2 separate regions of the Homo sapiens genome follow, and region 1 is linked to region 2. Evidence: chromatin loops called from intact Hi-C (ENCODE). Cell type or tissue: breast epithelium. All regions are shown on one strand. Links, peaks and the distances in the headings refer to the core of each region. The heading gives the core; the rest is flanking DNA.

Region 1 (8,662 bases), core at 2,389-6,388, 66 kb before region 2:
GGTAAAGCTGAAGAGGTTGGACAGAGCCAAGTAAGCAAGGCAAAGATGCACTCTGAGATGGGTGGCTTTGGGCACAGCTTCCCTGAGGCCAGTGATGTGCATTATGAGTATCAGAGAGAGAGAGCAGACAAATGTCAGGATGTTGTGGGGAGGGCTCAGATGTATATATTTATTTACATATATATACACATATGTTATATATATGTTATATATATCTGTATATATTATATAACATCTGTATACATGTTATATATAATGTGTTATATATACATATATTTACATATTGAGGATATGTCACTTTATTGCTTGGTGCCTCAGTCTCTTCTGTAAAGTGGGCATAGAGAAGTAACAAAGATGTCAGGAAGATTTAAAAGGATAATATACATAAAATAACATTTCATATAGAATTATTTCATATGGAATTTACATATATATATAACATGTAAATATATATTTATGCATATATATATATATATAAATATTTTGAACTCATAGATTTAAACATATTTGATGTGTTGATATCCATTGCAATTACCATCTTTCTCACAGCCAGCCTTGGGCCGACCTGCAGTAGAGGCAGTACTGAAGATACCTAGTGTGCAAGGTCTGATAATAAGCACTTGATACAGGTTATTTCACTTAATTCCTGTAATATCTCTGCAAGGTAGATAGTAGTCATCCCAGCTATATAAGGCATTTGAAGCTCAGGTTAAGTTGCTTGCCCAGGGTCACACAGCCAGTAAGACGCAGAGATTCAAGCACAGGTTTTTCTGAATTGAAACGTTCTTTAACTGCTGGAATGTGAATGACAGCCAACTGGAAAAGGAGAGTAGATCTGGGACCAGAGAGGTCAGACAGACATTGAAGGTCTGTGGTTAAAGTGTTAGTTGGCAGCGCTAGAAGTGTATTTATCTCCAGAGTCCAGAAGGGGATAACCCAGTGCCAAAGTGGAAAGATTGCCCTGGGCCCAGGATACAGGGGCACTGATTGGACCTGATAGCAGGGAGTCAGAAACCCAGACCCAAAAGGATTGGTTTATCGGGCCGAGGCACAGAGGTGGTATGGCAAAGCATTCTAACCCAGGACCCTGCAGATTACCAGTTACAAGTACATGCGCATTTCTATATACAAAATACTATGTAAAAATAAGTTGAGAGAACATTTCCCAAAGTGTTTACAGTGATTCTTATTCTGTTTTCTGTAATGAACAAATAATACTTATGCATTTGCTTTTAAAGACTTTTCATTATTAAAATAACATAGATGGCCAGGTGTAGTGGCTCACACCTGTAATCCCAGCACTTTGGGAGGCCAAGGCGGACAGATCACTTGAGGTCAGGAGTTTGAGACCAGCCTGGCCAACATGGTGGAACCCCATATCTACTAAAAATACAAAAAATTTAGCTGAGATCATGCCACTGAGATCACGCCTGGGTGACAGAGCAAGACTTTGTCTCAAAATAAATAAATAAATAAATAAATAAATAAAATAACACAAACTCAGAAAATAGCATAAAACTGATGTACAATCTAATAACTTATTGTAAAGCAAAGCAACAGAACCTCCATTACCTCCTTCCTCTTCCCACAAGAATAACACTATCGTGAATTCTATGGTAGTCATCTCCTTACTTTTCTTTGCAATTTTATCATCCAAATGTGATTTTATAAACATAGGTTAGTTTTGTTTGCCTGCCCTGTATGCATGTGTGTGTTTTCGGTTTCTTTTAATCTGTAGGTTTTCTCTATCTCTTTGTCCCCCTGCCCCCTAGCTGTCTGTTGAAGAAACCAGATCATTTGTCTTATAGTTGCCATCAGTTGAAATTTTTTTTTTTTTTTGAGATGGAGTCTCACTCTTGTTGTCCAGGCTGGAGTGCAGTGGCATGATCTTGGCTCACTCCAGCCTCCACCTCCTAGGTTCAAGTGATTCTCCTGCCTCAGCCTCTCCAGTAGCTGGGATTACAGGTGCATGCCACTATGGCTGGCTAATTTTTGTATTTTTAGTAGAGACGGGGTTTCTCCACTTTGGCCAGGCTGGTCTTAGTAAGGTGCTAAGGCCTGCCTTAGCCTCCCAGAGTGCTGGGATTACAGGCATGAGCCACTGCACCTGCCCCAGTTGAAATTTTCTTAATTGTATTCCCATGATGTAGTTTAACATTTTCCCCTGTCTCCTGTTTATCCTGATCATTGGTAATTGAATCTAGAGGTTTAATCAGTTTCAGGGTTGATTTTTGGAGAAAAGACTACTTCCTACAGGGTGTTATATTCTTTATCAAGAAGCACATAATGTCTAATTGGTTCTCTTTTTGTTTTGTGAACAGCAATGGATGTGTAATCCCTAGATCCTTAATTCATTAATTAGATCCTCAATTCACCATTGCACAATGGTGTTACTCCAATTGTATATATATACATAAATATATTGTATATATGTATATTGTATTTTGAACTCATAGATTTAAACATATTTGATGTGTTTATATCCATTGTAATTACTACCATCTTCAGTGACGCTCAAATTTTTCTATCTTTGGATAATGAACTCCCTTCAAGTTGTTTCACAATTTAACAGAATCTTATTTTAACAGAATACTAATAGTCCTTGATAACTTCCTTGCCAGCTACTATGTTAAGATATCCCAGCCTTATCTTTACATTTCCTGTCTGAGACCCACTCTCAGTCAGTTCTCTAAAATGTTCTGGTTTCTTTGAATGAGAAGTGGTATTTCAGCACCACAATCTGAGTGCTAGAAGTACTCATTGCTGCTGGTTTGGCCATTGTTTCTAAATCTCTTCAGTAGATAGAGCTAGGAAATATTTTCTGTCTCTTTCTCTCTCTCTGTCTCCCTCCTCCTAATATGTGTATGTATGTATATATAGATAGATAGATAAGATACCTGTATACACACACACATTTTTTTTTGTTTTATCCTACGTTATATATAAAACATACTCAGAAAACACTATCAGCACTGTCACCTACATGATGACTAAAAGGAATTTTTTTGGTAGAGATGGGGTGTCACTATGTTGCCCAGGCTGATCTCGAACTCCTGGGCCCAAATGATCCTCCCCCTCAGCCTCCCAAAGTGCTGGGATTGCAGGCATGAGCCACCATACCTGGCCAGAATTTGTGTGTGTGTGTGTGTGTGTGTGTGTGTGTGTGTCTGTGTGTCTGTGTGTCTGTGTGTCTGTGTGTCTGATAGTCTGGGCAGCAAGTAGACAATGTTTACATTGTCTTCCCAGCAGTGTTGCCTTGTGCTTTATGTCTAGGGCCAGAAGTAGAGTCAGTACTTGGCTAGCACAGAGGTCTGAGTACTTGTGTATCCTTGAGAGGAGGAGGGCGTAGATCTGGCCAGTGAGTTTTGGTGCAGCAAACAGAATGCCTGCTATGAGCAAGGCACTAGACTGGGCGACTAACATACATACCCTTCCATGGTGTAAAATGGACAGGGAAGATGACTGTCCAATTTGAGTACAAATTATTAGCAACTTCAAAATAAGGACAAGGATAATACTTGAGGAGTATCTTAAGCAAGTCCTAATTGGTGGGGTTTTTTTGTTAATTGATGATAACCTTCAAGAAAAGCCCATAGCAAAAAGCAATTTGTAGTGCTTGAGAATAAGAATGAGTTCAGAAAGGATGCTAAAAAGCAGCTGGGATGGGGAATGGAGGCTGTATGTAGAGGAGAGTCAGCTAAGAAGGGTGCAGTTTCTCAGTGCTCATGTGGCTACTAGAAAGAGGGCATAAGGAAGGAGAGGGCTCTGTGCCACCCTTCCCTTTAACTAAAGTCAACCAGTCCTTCAACAAAGCTGCTCAGATGTGACCCTTTTGGCACTGGACATGGTACCATCCTTTAGGTGCCCTGTAAATAAATTCCTCCCAACAGGGTTGCTAAAATAAGGTGCTTAAGGATCATTACTGTCCATTCATTCATTTTTCAGACAGAGTCTCGTTCTGTCACCCAGGCTGTAGTGTAGCAGCACAATCCCAGTTCACTCCAACTTGGACCTCTTGGGCTCAAGCAATCCTCCCGCCTCAGCCTCCTGAGTAGCTGGGACAACAGGTGCGCACCACCAAGCTCAGCTCGTTTTTTTCATGGTGTTTTTTTTTTTTTTGTTTTTTTTTTTGGTAGAGACGAGGTCTCATCATGTTGCCCAAGCTGGTCTGGAAGTCCTGGGGCTCATGTGATTCTCCCACCTGGGCCTCCCAAAGTTCCGGAGTTACAGATGTGAACCACTGCTCCTAGCTATCCTTTTAAATGGCTTTATTTGGAGTATAATTTATGTACCATAATATTCATCCATTTTAAGTGTACAACTCAACGATTTTTAGTGAATTTACAGAGAACATTTTCATCGCCCAGAAAGTTCCCTTGTGCCCACTTGCAGTCAGTCTCCATCCCAACCCCAGGCAACCACTAGTCTACTTTTTGCCTCTACAGATTTGCTTTTTCTGGATATTTCATATGACTGGACCACATATCAGGTGGTTTTCTACATCCAGCTTTTTCATTTGGTATAATGTTTTTGAGATTCATCCATAGGAGTAGCATGTACTAGTAGTTTGCTACTACCTTGTAAAATAACATATATAAATGGTCTGGTGTTTTGAGATAAGTTACAGTTTCATAATTCTCGTTTTCTAAAATACCTCCTTTATATGACCAAACACGTTATCTTTTTCCTTTTTTTCCCAGGATTTGGTGGCTTTTGAACATCAGTGGACTAGCTTCTTCGCTAATTTTGACACAGAAATTCCTTTCCTGCTAGAACTTTCAGAATCTCAGGCGGGTGAGGTATGTAAGGGAAGGGTCAAAGAGGAAGAATAAAATGGTTAATTTATTTATTGTTTTAATTTTTTATTAAATTTTTTTCAAAATACAACACTATCAATTCTAATTTGTCATTTCTTTAAGCTGTGTTGTATACCATAAAGTAGTTCCCCCCCATGCCAACCCTTTATAAAAAGTTGTCTTTTATTTTGTGCCAGCTTCTCCATTAGAAGGATTTTTGCTTTGCAGTGTGGTGGTGCCAGGAATTCTACTGGGCACCAGTTAATAGACGTAGGAATAATTATCCACATGTGAGTAGCACACCTTTGTCAGTATAACCTCCAGATAATGAATGCCAAGATGTCTTTCCAAGCAGATGACGCTAGTCAGCAGTTACCAGGCTCATGAGTAAACCTGAAGTATCTAGATTGACAACCAAGACACAGGACAGCCTCAAAAACTAATCAGCAGGAAGGATCCAAGGAATCCTTCTAAGCTAGCATTCTAGCCTTCTTGGGCACTCACTGCAGCCCTCAACTCTGCTGTGCTCCCCTGTGGCTCAGAGCAAGCCCTCCTGCTGATGGTATGGAGCTGGAATTGATCTTTGTTGTTACGCATTTTACCTTTGAAATGGAGTCTCACTCTGTCGCCCAGGCTGGAGTGCAGTGGCATGATCTCGGTGCACTGCAACCTCTTCCTCCAGGGTTCAAGCAATTCTCCTGCCTCAGCCTCCCAAGTAGCTGGGATTACTGGCACACACCACCATGCCCAGCTAATTTTTGTATTTTTAGTAGAGATGGGTTTTACCATGTTGACCAGGCTGGTCTCGAACTCCTGATCTCAATCGCCCGCCTCAGCCCCCCAAAGTGCTGAGATTACAGGCGTGAGCCATCGCATCCGGCTACCTTTACATATTTTATAAACTCCACAATACAATGCTCTTATGTTTCCTTAAACAATCAATTACCTTTCTTAAAGATTTAAATAATAGGGAAAAAGTCTTATATATTTGCCAGTGTATCGCTTCTCAGCCTTTTGGCTAAGGTCAAGTGTAATATATTTGCCCATGTTGTTGCTCTCTCTGGTGCTCTTCATTCCTTTGTGTAGACCCAGACTTCCCCTTGGCATCCTTCTCCTTGAAGGTTGGTCTTTAATATTTTTTTGTGGTATTAATCTTCTGATGATAAATTCTTGCAGCTTTTGAGTGTCTGGAAAAAAAATCTTTATTTCGCCTTCATTTTTGAAATATATTTTTGCCATGTCTAGATTCTAGATTGACAATTTTTACCTTTTGATACTTGAAAGATCTTGCTTCAGTGTCTTCTTGCTTGCATTATTTCTGATGAGAAGTCCTTCATCCTAATCTTTGTACATAGCATAGTCTTTTATTCTAATCTCTGAATATAAGCAGGCCTTTTTTTTTCCCCCTCTGGCAGCTTTTAAGATTTTCTCTTTATTACTGATTTTGAGTAGTTTGATTATGGTATGTCTTGCTGTAGTTTTCTTCATGTTTCTTGTGCTTGGATTTTGTTGAGCTTCCTAGGTCTGTAGATTTATAGTTTCCTTTAAGTTTGGAAAGTGTTTCGCTGTTAACTCTTCAAATGTTTTTTCTTTTCCAAACCTCTCTTCTTTCCTTGAGGGACTCCATTTGCTTCTACATTAGACCACTTGAAGTTGTTCCAGTGGTCTATCCTTTTCAGTTTGGGGAGTTCTTTTTTCTTCTTCTATTACTATGATTCTAAGAGTGAAAGAGATTCCACAAGGTATACTCAGAAGTGTCACTGTCGTTTCCTGTTACTCTTTTCTTATTGCCTTCTTCTTTCCACCCATTTTCCCCACTCCATTGACAGTAGGTAACAAACCTCTTGAGTTTCTCATTTACCTTTTCTATTTCATTTGCACAAATGAGCAAATACATGTGCATTTTCTCATATTCTCACCTTTCTAACATTGAAGGGTAGCATATAGTCATTTCCACTTAACAGTATATCCTGGAACTCTCTCGCAGTCCTTTTTTTTTTCTTTGTTTTCTTAACAAAGTAAACATATTCAAGTCAGTTCATTGGGATCTTTGTTACAATTCATAGTACTCCATTTTGTGGATTTGTCTTAATTTATTCAGCCCCTCTTGTATGTGCACATAATGAGGTTGTTTCTAATATTTTGCCATTACAAACAGAGTCATAGTAAATAACTCAGCGCTTATGTATGTTCCTATTGTTGGAGGTATATATACGTACCTAGTGATGGGATTGCTGGGTCAAAAGGTGAGTGCATATGTCATGTTGTTAGTTATTGCCAAAGTCCCCTTCAGAAGGGTTGTACCAGTTTGCATTCCCACCAGCACTATATGAATGCCTGTTGCTGCACAACTTCACCAATAGAATGTATTGTCATACTTTAAAAATTTTCAGTCTCACAGATGAAAAATAGTATATCGGTATTGTTTTAATTTACATTTCTGTATTAGTAAGTTTGAACATTCCCTCATATGTTTGATGACCATTTTATATTTTGTTTACATATTGTTTTTCCATTTTAATATTAGTACAGTTATTAACTGAACTATAGAGCATAGGTTTTAGGAGGGTTTTTTGTCCCCTGGCTTTTTTTTTGGGATGGAGTGTCGCTCTGTCGCCAGGCTGGAGTGCAGTGGCGCGATCTCGGCTCACTGCAACCTCCGCCTCCCGTGTGCCCTGGTTTTTAAGAGTTTGTTATATAATTGGGCTATTAGCATTTTGTCTCTAGTATATACTCCAAATACTTTTTCCATATTTGTCAGTTGGTTTGTTTATAATGGGTTTTTTTCTTGCCATGCAAACATTTTTGTTTTTATGTAAATTGATCTGCCTTTTCTTTCATTGCCTCTGGATTTTGAGTCATTATATAGGGAAAGGCTGTAATTGAAAGTTACCCTCTAGCACTTGTATGGCTTGAATTTTTACATTTAGATCCCTAATCCAAATGTAATTCGTGGGAATATGTTGTGAGATATGGATCTACTTTTATTTTTTCCCTCAAATCATTACCAAGTTAGAATCCCAGCTATACAGTTCACTAGCTCTGTGACCTTGGACAAGTAAATTAACTTTTGTATCTTTGTCAACTCATCTCTAGAGAGGAAATGATAGAATGAAGCTCATAGGTTGTTATTAGGATTGCTTGAGATGATAAGTGCCTATCACAGTCACATGGTAAGCCCACGATAAATTTTAAGTATAATGTTAATCTATAGTTTTTACACATCAGTAAGACAAACATCAGAACTCCAATTGAGCCAGGCGGGGTGGATCACTTGAGGTCAGGAGTTCAAGACCAGTCTGACTAACATAGTGAAACCCTGTCTCTACTAAAAACGCAAAATTAGCCGGCTGTGGTGATGCACACCTGTAATCCCAGCTACTTGGGAGGCTAAGGCAGGAGAATTGCTTGAACCTGGGAGGCGAAAGTTGCAGTAAGCTGAAATCATGCCACTGCACTCCAGCCTGGGCAACAAGAGCAAAACTCTGCCTCAATAAATAAATAAATAAACACTCCAATTGATAAATATCCGGAGAATGTAAATAAACTGTTAACTAATGAAGGGAAATCCAAATAGCCACTGAACATGTCTAAAATATTCTACTTCATTAAAAATGCCAAGGGGTATAAAAGAAGACAACAAACAATGAGGTCCCATTTTTCATTTTTCAACTTGGCAGATATATTGAAACCATTTCATAGGCAGTGCTTATGAGGAGACCATGAGACAAGCACACTCATATTGTAGGTAGACATGTACATGGATAGAACTTAAAAAACAATTTGGCAACATAGTTCTGCCTTTTTATTCTATGATTTCATTTCCAGATCTGCCTTAAGGAAATCATCAGAGCTGCAGATTAAAT
Region 2 (8,662 bases), core at 1,751-5,750:
TTTCCCTTTCGAGCCTTGTTCTCATACCTTGCCTCCAGCTTACCTTCTGTCAGCCCTTTTGTCCTGCTTGTGGGCAAGGTCCTAGAAACCAGAGGAAGAGTCTGGGCTTGAAACCACTTGTTTTCTTCTGGTTTTTCATTGTTTCTACTGGTCAAAGGAATGGGTTGGCCCACCTCCTTTACTGCCTGCCCCCACCAGTTGAGAGTCACCGAGGGTGTGGACCTGGAGGTGAATTCAGCAGCTTGACAATGTGCAGTTGAGGTCATTTCCATCTTCCATCACTTCGGAGAGCATCACTGATTTTTTGTCTCTGACTTTACAATTCTGCAAAAGTGTCAGCTTTTCTAGCTGCTTCTGGACTACAGTGACAGTGTGACCAGACCACTCTTATACTGTAAACCCAGCCTTTGTCCCATCACAGCCCCAGGATATGGGGACCTCTAGTCAATTTCCTGGAGGACTCCAGTCAGAATACTAGCTAAATGCTGTGGCTCTTCACTAAGACGCTGTTCTTACCAGCTGGGCCCATGTAGCACCCTCCTTTATAGCATGTCCATCATCTTGGGGCTGGGCCTTCATGCCCATTATTTAGGTTGTTGGTGATGGGAGATCCCAGATGCTTCTCATATTAAGAATTGTATTCCTTGAATATGGCTTTATTTTCTTTTTTTCTTTTTCTTTTTTTTTTTTGAAACGGAGTCTTGCTCTGTTGCCCAGGCTGGAGTGCAGTGGTGCAATCTCAGCTCACTGCAACCTCCACCTCCCGAGTTCAAGCAATACTCCCACTTCAGCCTCCCAAGTAGCTGGGATTGCAGGCACACGCCACCACACCCGAGTAATTTTTGTATTTTTTAGTAGAGATCAGATTTCACTATGTTGGCCAGACTGGTCTCGAACTCCTGACCTCAGGTGATCCGCCCACCTCAGCCTCCCAAAGTGCTGCAATTACAGGCATGAGCCACCGCTCCTGGCCCTTTTTTTTTTTTTTAATGAGACAGAGTCTCACTCTGTCGTCCAGGCTGGAGTGCAATGGTGCAATCTCGGCTCACTGCAACCTCCGCCTCCTGGGTTCAAGCAATTCTCGTGCCTCAGCCTCCCAAGTAGCTGGGATTACAGGTGCTCACCACCACGCCTGGCTAATTTTTGTATTTTTAGTAGAAATGGGGTTTCACCATCTTGGTTAGGCTGGTCTTGAACTCCTGACCTCAAGTGATCCGCCTGCCTTGGCCTCCCAGAGTGCTGGGATTACAGGTGTGAGCCACCGCGCCCAGTTCCTGGCCTTTGTTTTTAGAGATGGGTCTCCCTATGTTGCCCAGGCTGGTCTCGAACTCCTGAGCTTAACCAATCTTCCCACCTCAGCCTCCCAAAGTGGTGGGAGTATGGGTGTGAGCCACCATGCCTGGCTTGGCTTTATTTTCATTTATAGCATTCTTTGGGGAAACATGTAATATAGGACAGAGATTTCTTTAGCCCCTAGAGTGGCCTGATGCCACTCAATTTAGTGAAGCGGTGGGGCAATAGAATTGAACTTTGACATCAAGTGGAGCTGTTAGTTGTTGTTTTAAAAATTGAATTTATGTATTTTAAAATGACAAAGTTTTAGAAATGGAGGACAGATTAGTGATTGACAGAGGTCAGAATGGGAGTGGAGGGCAGGAGGGAGGTGGGCATGTTTATAAAAGGGCAACACAAGGGATCCTTGTGTGTTGGAACTGTTTAGTATCCTGACCATGGTGATGGATATAAGAACCTACACAGGTGGTAAAATTGAATAGAACTTAATACACACACACACACATACACACACACAAATATAAGTAAAACTGGAAAAATCTGAATTTTAAAAAATTAATTTTAGAGAATTTGAGGGGCTGTATTTATACTCTGGAATATTATAAAATCATTCTTTAAAATTATCTGCATTAAAAACAAAATTTGAAATTAATGTAAAAACTTGTGCACACTCAGATTGTAGGCTTAAATTGCAAACATAAAACTGAGCCCAAAGGAGACTTGAATAGATTATCTGTTGTTTCAGAGAAAAGAAAGTTAAGGTCCTGCTGGGTTTTTGTTTAGTTTTTATTTTTAATAAAGAAAATACTGACAGAAAGCAAACGTGAAGAGACAGTTTTTTGCCTTCGTCATACAGTTGGGTCAGTTTAGCCAGAGTGGTCCGGTACAAGCTGTAGCCTGGCCACCATGGCTCACACATGTAATCCCAGCACTTTGGGAGGCCAAGGTGGGTGAATCACTTGAGCTCAGGAGTTTGAGAGCAGCCTGAGCAACATGAGGAAACCCTGTCTCTACCAAAAATACAAAAAATTAGCTGGGTGTGGTGGTGCACACCTGTGGTCACAGCTACTCAGGAGGCTGAGGCAGGAGGATCGCTTGAGCCTGGGAGGCAGAGTTTACTGTGAGCTGTGACCCTGCCACTGCACTCCAGCCTGGGCAACAGAGCAAGACTCTGTCTCAAAAAAAAAAAAAAAAAAAAAAAAAGACTCTAGTAACTTGAGCGTGGTGCTTCCTTCTGGGTAGGGGGTGCTCTTTCTGTCTGGAGGCCTCACCCAGGATGATTATGGGGCTGGGGAGGGAGGGAGGTTCTAACAGGGATTCCCCTAATGGATAGAGTGAATGGCCTGGGGCCTTCTCTCTTGAGGCAGTGCCCAGATGTATAGGCCTCATCAAGGAGACAGGGGCCTGTTTTTTACTCTAACCTTTTTCCATTAAAGTCAATGGAAATTAATGAAATGCTCTGAAAACCTAGAAATTCCCCAGGCACTCTCTCTAAGGGAAATCCTGTTATATTAAAATGACTCCTCAAGCATGACTTGTGAATCCTTTTCCGTTGTCCTTTGCTCCCCTAAGAAATGAGTCTCTACTGCTTACACTGAAGTCTCCTGTAGGCTGTTTTATGTTTGCAATTTAAGCCTACAATCTGAGTGAGCACATGTTTCACATTAACTGTAAGAGTTAAATCCATTAACTCCATTAAACACCACCACAGAGGGATGCAGAACAGCATGCACACGCCAGCCCTGCTTACCAGGCGTGCTTCTCTATGGGCCTGGCAGTGCGTGTTGTGGGTGGGACTCTCCTGGCATCCAGGCCCAGCCAGGCACTCAGTGGAAAGAGCCGCGTGTGGTCATACATACATGCCCAGGCAGGGGGAGAATCCCTGAAGAAGAGAAGGCTGTGAGCAGAGGGCTGTCAGGCCCCCCTGGGGGAACTCTTAGAACCTAGTAAACCCCGTTCTCTACTGAAGCACTGCCAGCTGATCAGGACTCAGGAGAACCTGGGGTGGGGTGGAGTATTGCAGTCTGGGGATAAAGCCAAGGGCCTTTTTACAGATGAGTTGTTCGTAGGAACTCAAGAACAACTCAAGCAGGCTGTACCTGTCCATACCACCACCACTGGCTTCCAAAGGGCTCAGGCTAAACCAGGCCCATCTGATCAGAAAAGCTGCCTGTTAGGTTTGACTTATTTCCATAGGAACAAACCTTTTGGTGATAGGCCGGATCAATCAGGAAAGAGTTCTCCTCTACAAGGTGAAGAGGCTAGGTCCCCTCTTGAAGTGGCCAGGGGCCTGCTCAGGGTTGAACATCCAGTTTATTCACCTACCCTGCTTTAGGCAGCAGAGATTACAGTACTCAACAACCACCTGACATTCTTATTATGGAGACAGTAAACAAATAAATGAGAAAATAGGGTATAAATAGCTGCCGATTGGGGCTTTGAAGAAACTTGGAGGAGGAGGTAGGGAATGCCAAGAAGCGAGGGTTGCTTGATCACACAGGGTGTATGAAGTCAGAGGATGCCTGTCCGTAAGATGCCGCCTGAGCAGAGACCTGAAGGGAGAGAGAACCACCCATGCAGATACCTGAGGAAAAGAACATTCCAGGCAGGGGGGCAAAGAATGCAGAGGTAGAAGTATGCCTGGCATGTTCAGAAAAGAGCCAGGAGACCAAAGTAGCTGGATTAGGGCAAGGGAAGTGATAGTAGATGAAATTCTTTGCTGCTCCATAGGGGGTCAGATCATAGAGGGCTGCCTGGGACATTGTAAGGGCTTTGGCTTTCACACAGAGTGAGATGGAAGCCACCAGCGGGTTTTGAGCAGAGAAATGACATGATCTGACTCTGGGTTTAGCATATCTCTCTGGCATCTGTGTTGAAAACAGATCAGAGAGAGGCAAGGACAGAAGCAGTGACAGCTGGGAGGCTGTTGGGGTGATCTAAGCAAGAGATTATAACAGTTTGGACCCAGTGGGAGCTTGGGGGTGTAAGCAGTGATCTCTTCTAGTTATATTTTGAAGACAGAAAAAAATGGAGTCAAAGGAGACCAAAAAAAATATATTTGAGCCTAGCATCTGAAAGAGTAGAGTCCATCTGCTGAAAAGGACAAGGAGTTTGGAGTTTGGAGAGAGTTCCAGGCAGGAGATACCAATGTGAGCTGTATTTGACATGGATGAGTCTGCTGACCTGGATGGGTCCGGACGCACTCTCTTGCCTGTGTGTTCTGAGAAGTGGGAAGGAGAGAAAGGAGCTACTAAAGAAAATAAGCAAGTGGCAGGAGCTCCTAACTTGATTAGAAAACAGGCCTAAGGACACTAGGTCCCACCCTCAGAGCTCCAGGATCGCCTGCAGGCTTCCTTTTACCTCCAGAGCAGGGTGGTTCTTCCCTCACTCTTGCCCAGTTATGAGGACTAATGGAACTTGGGAATGTAGAAACACTGTAGCTTCCAGGGGCTGCATGTCATGAAGTGGAGTGACACCAAGGGACCAGATTGCGGGCTCTTCCTTTTGGTTTTCTTTCCATCCTTGTTCAATCAGCCATTCGGGATTCCCCTCTTCCTCCACTTTGCAATGCCAGTCAGTGAACTAATCATTCCTTTTTTACCTTCCCCAGCTACACAGATGTTATTGATGTTGTCCAGGCCCTGCAGACCCACCCAGACTCAAATGTCAAGGCCTCCTTCACCATTGGTGCCATCACAGCATGTGTGGAGCCCATGAGCTGCTACATGGAGCACAGGTAGATACAGGATATGGTGTGTAAGTGTACTGAAAGTGATTTGTTTCCACCCACCAGAAGAAGACAGATCTTTTGGAATGCATTAGTCACCTTGTATGTAGTAAATGCTGTTCTTTTATTAGTGCTAGGTCCTCAATAGACCCCTTTGGACTTATAGCCAAAGAAGAGAGAGGAATTATGGAAGACAAGCTTAGCTTTTGTGAGGGAGAACTATTTCTGTTTAATAGTACATAGTAAGGACTTATGAAATACCTGCTAAATAAATGGGTGCTCCAACATGTGTGTACTAAATATTGTTAAAAAATAATTTAAGGCCAGGTGCGGTGGCTCATGCCTGTAATCCCAGCACTTTGGGAGGCCAAGGCAGGCAGATCACTTGAGGACAGGAGTTCGAGACCAGCCTGGCCAACATGACAAAATCCCATTTCTACTAAAAATACAAAAATTAACCAGGAGTGGTGGTGCACACTTGTAATCCCAGCTACTCAGGAGGCTGAGGCACGAAAATCGCTTGAACCCGGGAGGTGGAGGTTGCAGTGAGCTGCGATCGTGCCACTGCACCCCAGCCTGGGTGACAGAGCAAGCAAGACTCTGTCTCAAAAAAAAAATTTTTTTAATAAGGCGTAAAAGGACTGAAGTTGAGTATATAATCTATTTAAATATAGAAATAAGGCTAAAATTGGGTGAACATGATTATGGAATATAAGAATTTAAGTAACAAAATCAGGCAGGGCACAGTGGCTCATGCCTGTAATCTCAGCACACTTGGAAGATGGAAGGTTGGAGGATGCTTGAGCCCCGGAGTTCAAGAGCAGCCTGGGTAGCATAGTGAGACCCTGTCTCTGCCAAAAAAATAAATTAACCAGGTGTGGTAGTGAGCACCTGTAGTCCCAGCTACTTGGGAGGCTGAGGCTGGAGGATTGCTTGAGCCCAAGAGGTTGAGGCTGCAGTGAGCTGTGTTCATGCTACTGCACTCCAACCTGGGCAACAGTGAGACGCTATCTCAAAAAAAGGAGTTGACTTCCTTCACCAACTGAACAGTTGCTCCATTGTTTAAATTTTTTTTTTTTTCTTTGAGATGGAGTTTTGCTCTTGTTGCCCAGGTTGGAGTGCAGTGGCATGATCCCAGCTCACTGCAACCTCCGCCTCCCAGGTTCAAGCGATTTTCTTGCCTCAGCCTCCCGAGTAGCTGGGATTACAGGCATGCACCACCATGCCCGGCTAATTTTTTTGTATTTTTAGTAGAGACGGGGTTTCTCTGTGTTGGTCAGGCTGGTCTCGAACTTCCAACGTCAGGTGATCTGCCCATCTCAGCCTCCAAAAGTGCTGGGATTACAGGCTGTTTAAATTTTTTTAAGTAAAACTTTAAAGTAAGTAAAAGAATGCTTACTGTGTGGCAGCCTTCTGTGGACTGTGAGCACAGTGAAGTCAGTGAGTTCTATTCTTGGGAGACTCTGGTGTGGCTGTATCTTCCCTTGTTCCAGCCCCTTTGACCCTGCTTATAGCACATGGGTTTTCCTCCTTGGAATTCTTCAGAAACTATGAGGGAGTCAGGTAAGGGAACAGGATTCACAGCCCAACCTGGTATTCACCCAGCTCATCTACCAAATTTGGTTTCAAATGATGTGTGACTGGCTGTTGTCAGAAATCAAATAAAAGGATGAAGATTTGCTGCCACCAAGGAAATTCCAGGAGAGAAACTCCCCCAGTGTTGCGAACATCATTAATAACTGCCAGCTAGACCAGCAGCCATTCAGAAGAGTGGCTTCAGCTAGCATCCCAATTGCCAGGGAAGAAAACACAGGACCTCTGTGGTGCCAAACAGACCTGGGTCCCTGCCTTAGCCCTGCTGCCTCCCAGCTGCCTGTGAGACACTGGGCAAGCTTAGTGTGTTTAGCCGTCCTAAACCCATGCCTTTCATCTGTTAGATACCTGAGGCACAGAGCAGACAGGACGACAGAGCAAGATCATGTTTGTGAACTGCCTGCACAGTGCCTTGCCCACAGGAGGAACTCCATAAAAGGCAGCTATCCCCATTAGTGTTAGCTTTCTTCCTTGAGACAGGCCTTATGATGTTTTAGGAGTTCTGAAGTCCTGTGAGAATATGAGTTTTTCTCTGGAGCCTACTGCAGTGCTACAGTTGTTAAGTAACTCACACTTTGGATCAGTCACCCCCACCTCTTGCTTCACTTGTAATTCAGATGGTCAGTTTCCTGCTTTTCATTCACCTTTTGAGTTAAGAATGAGATTAAAGGAGAATTGAGGTTATAGCATGTACATAAAGAGAAGCATGGCAGCTTTGGTATTAAAGGCCCCTGGTAGAGTTAGATGAGTGTAATTCTTATTTTCCCTTGAAATATCCACTTTACTCAAAAACATATGTCTTTCAAAAAAGACCAGCTCTTTCTCCATCTCCCATAGACCAAAGAGCTGGTCCTGTCCCCAGTATCCCTCCTTCAGCATTCCACTTAGAATTGGCCATGTAGGGACTTCTGTGGGGCTCCTGGTGTGGGGAGCTTTGACGGAAAGCTGTAAAGTCCCATGGCTATCCTTAGTGCTCAGTGCTGCTGCCACCTGCCTCATCATGTGAGTCAATTTGCTTGTCAGTGGTACTCCTATTTGTATGGGAAATAATCAGTGACAACTCTGAGGTGAATGGTTTTTAAATATTTCCCCCTTTTTTCCCCCTAGATTTCTCTTTCCTAAATGTCTTGACCAGTGTTCACAAGGTAAGTAATATACTTTATTTTCAGCCTGCATGCCTTGCAAGTTCAGTAGAATTCAGCAATAGACTTTTCTTCGTGCTCTTACCTACCATTCTGAAATCTAAAGCAAACAAAATTGGTCAGAAAAAACTTTGACACCTTTACTTTTACCATATTTGATAGGCACATTTCTTCCAAGAGCTTGTCTCTTTTTTTTGAGACGGAGTCTTACTCTGTCGCCCAGATTGGAGTGCAATAGCGTGGTCTCGGCTCACTGCAACCTCTGCCTCCCAGGTTCAACTGATTCTCCTACCTCAGCCTCCCAAGTAGCTGGGATTACAAGCATGTACCACCACACCCAGCTAATTTTTGTATTTTTAGTAGAGATGGGGTTTCACCATGTTGGCCAGGCTGGTCTTGAACTCCTGACCTCGTAGTCCGCCCACCTCGGCCTCCCAAAGTGCTGGGATTACAGGCATGAGCCACGGCGCCTGGCCTGAGCTTGTCTCTTATGGCAACAAATTGCCACAGTAATACCTCTCCTTGAGCTGGGCTTAAGTCCACCTGGCATTCCAGCTAATACTAGTGGACTGAGTAGGTATTCCTAGCCTCTGGATCAGCAAGATCTTGATTCACTTCTGCCCCAAGAGTGCTGAGTTTGGCCCAGCGGGACCTGTCTTTCTTAATACCTCCCACCCCTATGCACCCTGGAATTTTCCGCATTTCCTTGATAACATTGAGAAAAATTCACCCATCCTGCAGGTTGCATTCAACCTTGCAGTGCCCTACTACCTGACAACCCTGGAAGCAGCACTTTCTAGTCATATTATCTGTGATGTTTGGAGGTCCAGAATAAATTCTGAATTCCCTGCAGTGGTGATGAAATGCTCATTGTTATCAGGAGACATGCCTGGGGTCTGGGCTTCCT

What was found. Peaks named below come from ENCODE experiments on the same cell type or tissue, not always from the same donor. Only the 100,000 strongest peaks of a DNase experiment are listed, where the experiment ranks them.
Region 1: a loop joins it to region 2, with 22 times the contacts of the local background. A loop is called at or near these places in 1 of 110 quality-filtered maps.

Annotation. Positions count from the first base shown.
Region 1 is chr20:3,344,662-3,353,323 of GRCh38, reverse strand. DNAAF9 (dynein axonemal assembly factor 9) reads left to right here. Exons shown (of 37, transcript NM_001009984.3): 8 at 4,701-4,799. Among named protein-coding and RNA genes, the nearest start is that of DNAAF9, 59 kb to the left of the region's middle. In breast epithelium, for the core only: no CTCF peak of the experiment used is centred there; no DNase peak of the experiment used is centred there.
Region 2 is chr20:3,278,008-3,286,669 of GRCh38, reverse strand. DNAAF9 (dynein axonemal assembly factor 9) reads left to right here. Exons shown (of 37, transcript NM_001009984.3): 28 at 4,904-5,029; 29 at 7,721-7,758. Among named protein-coding and RNA genes, the nearest start is that of SLC4A11, 43 kb to the right of the region's middle. In breast epithelium, for the core only: no CTCF peak of the experiment used is centred there; a DNase peak (open chromatin) is centred at 3,839.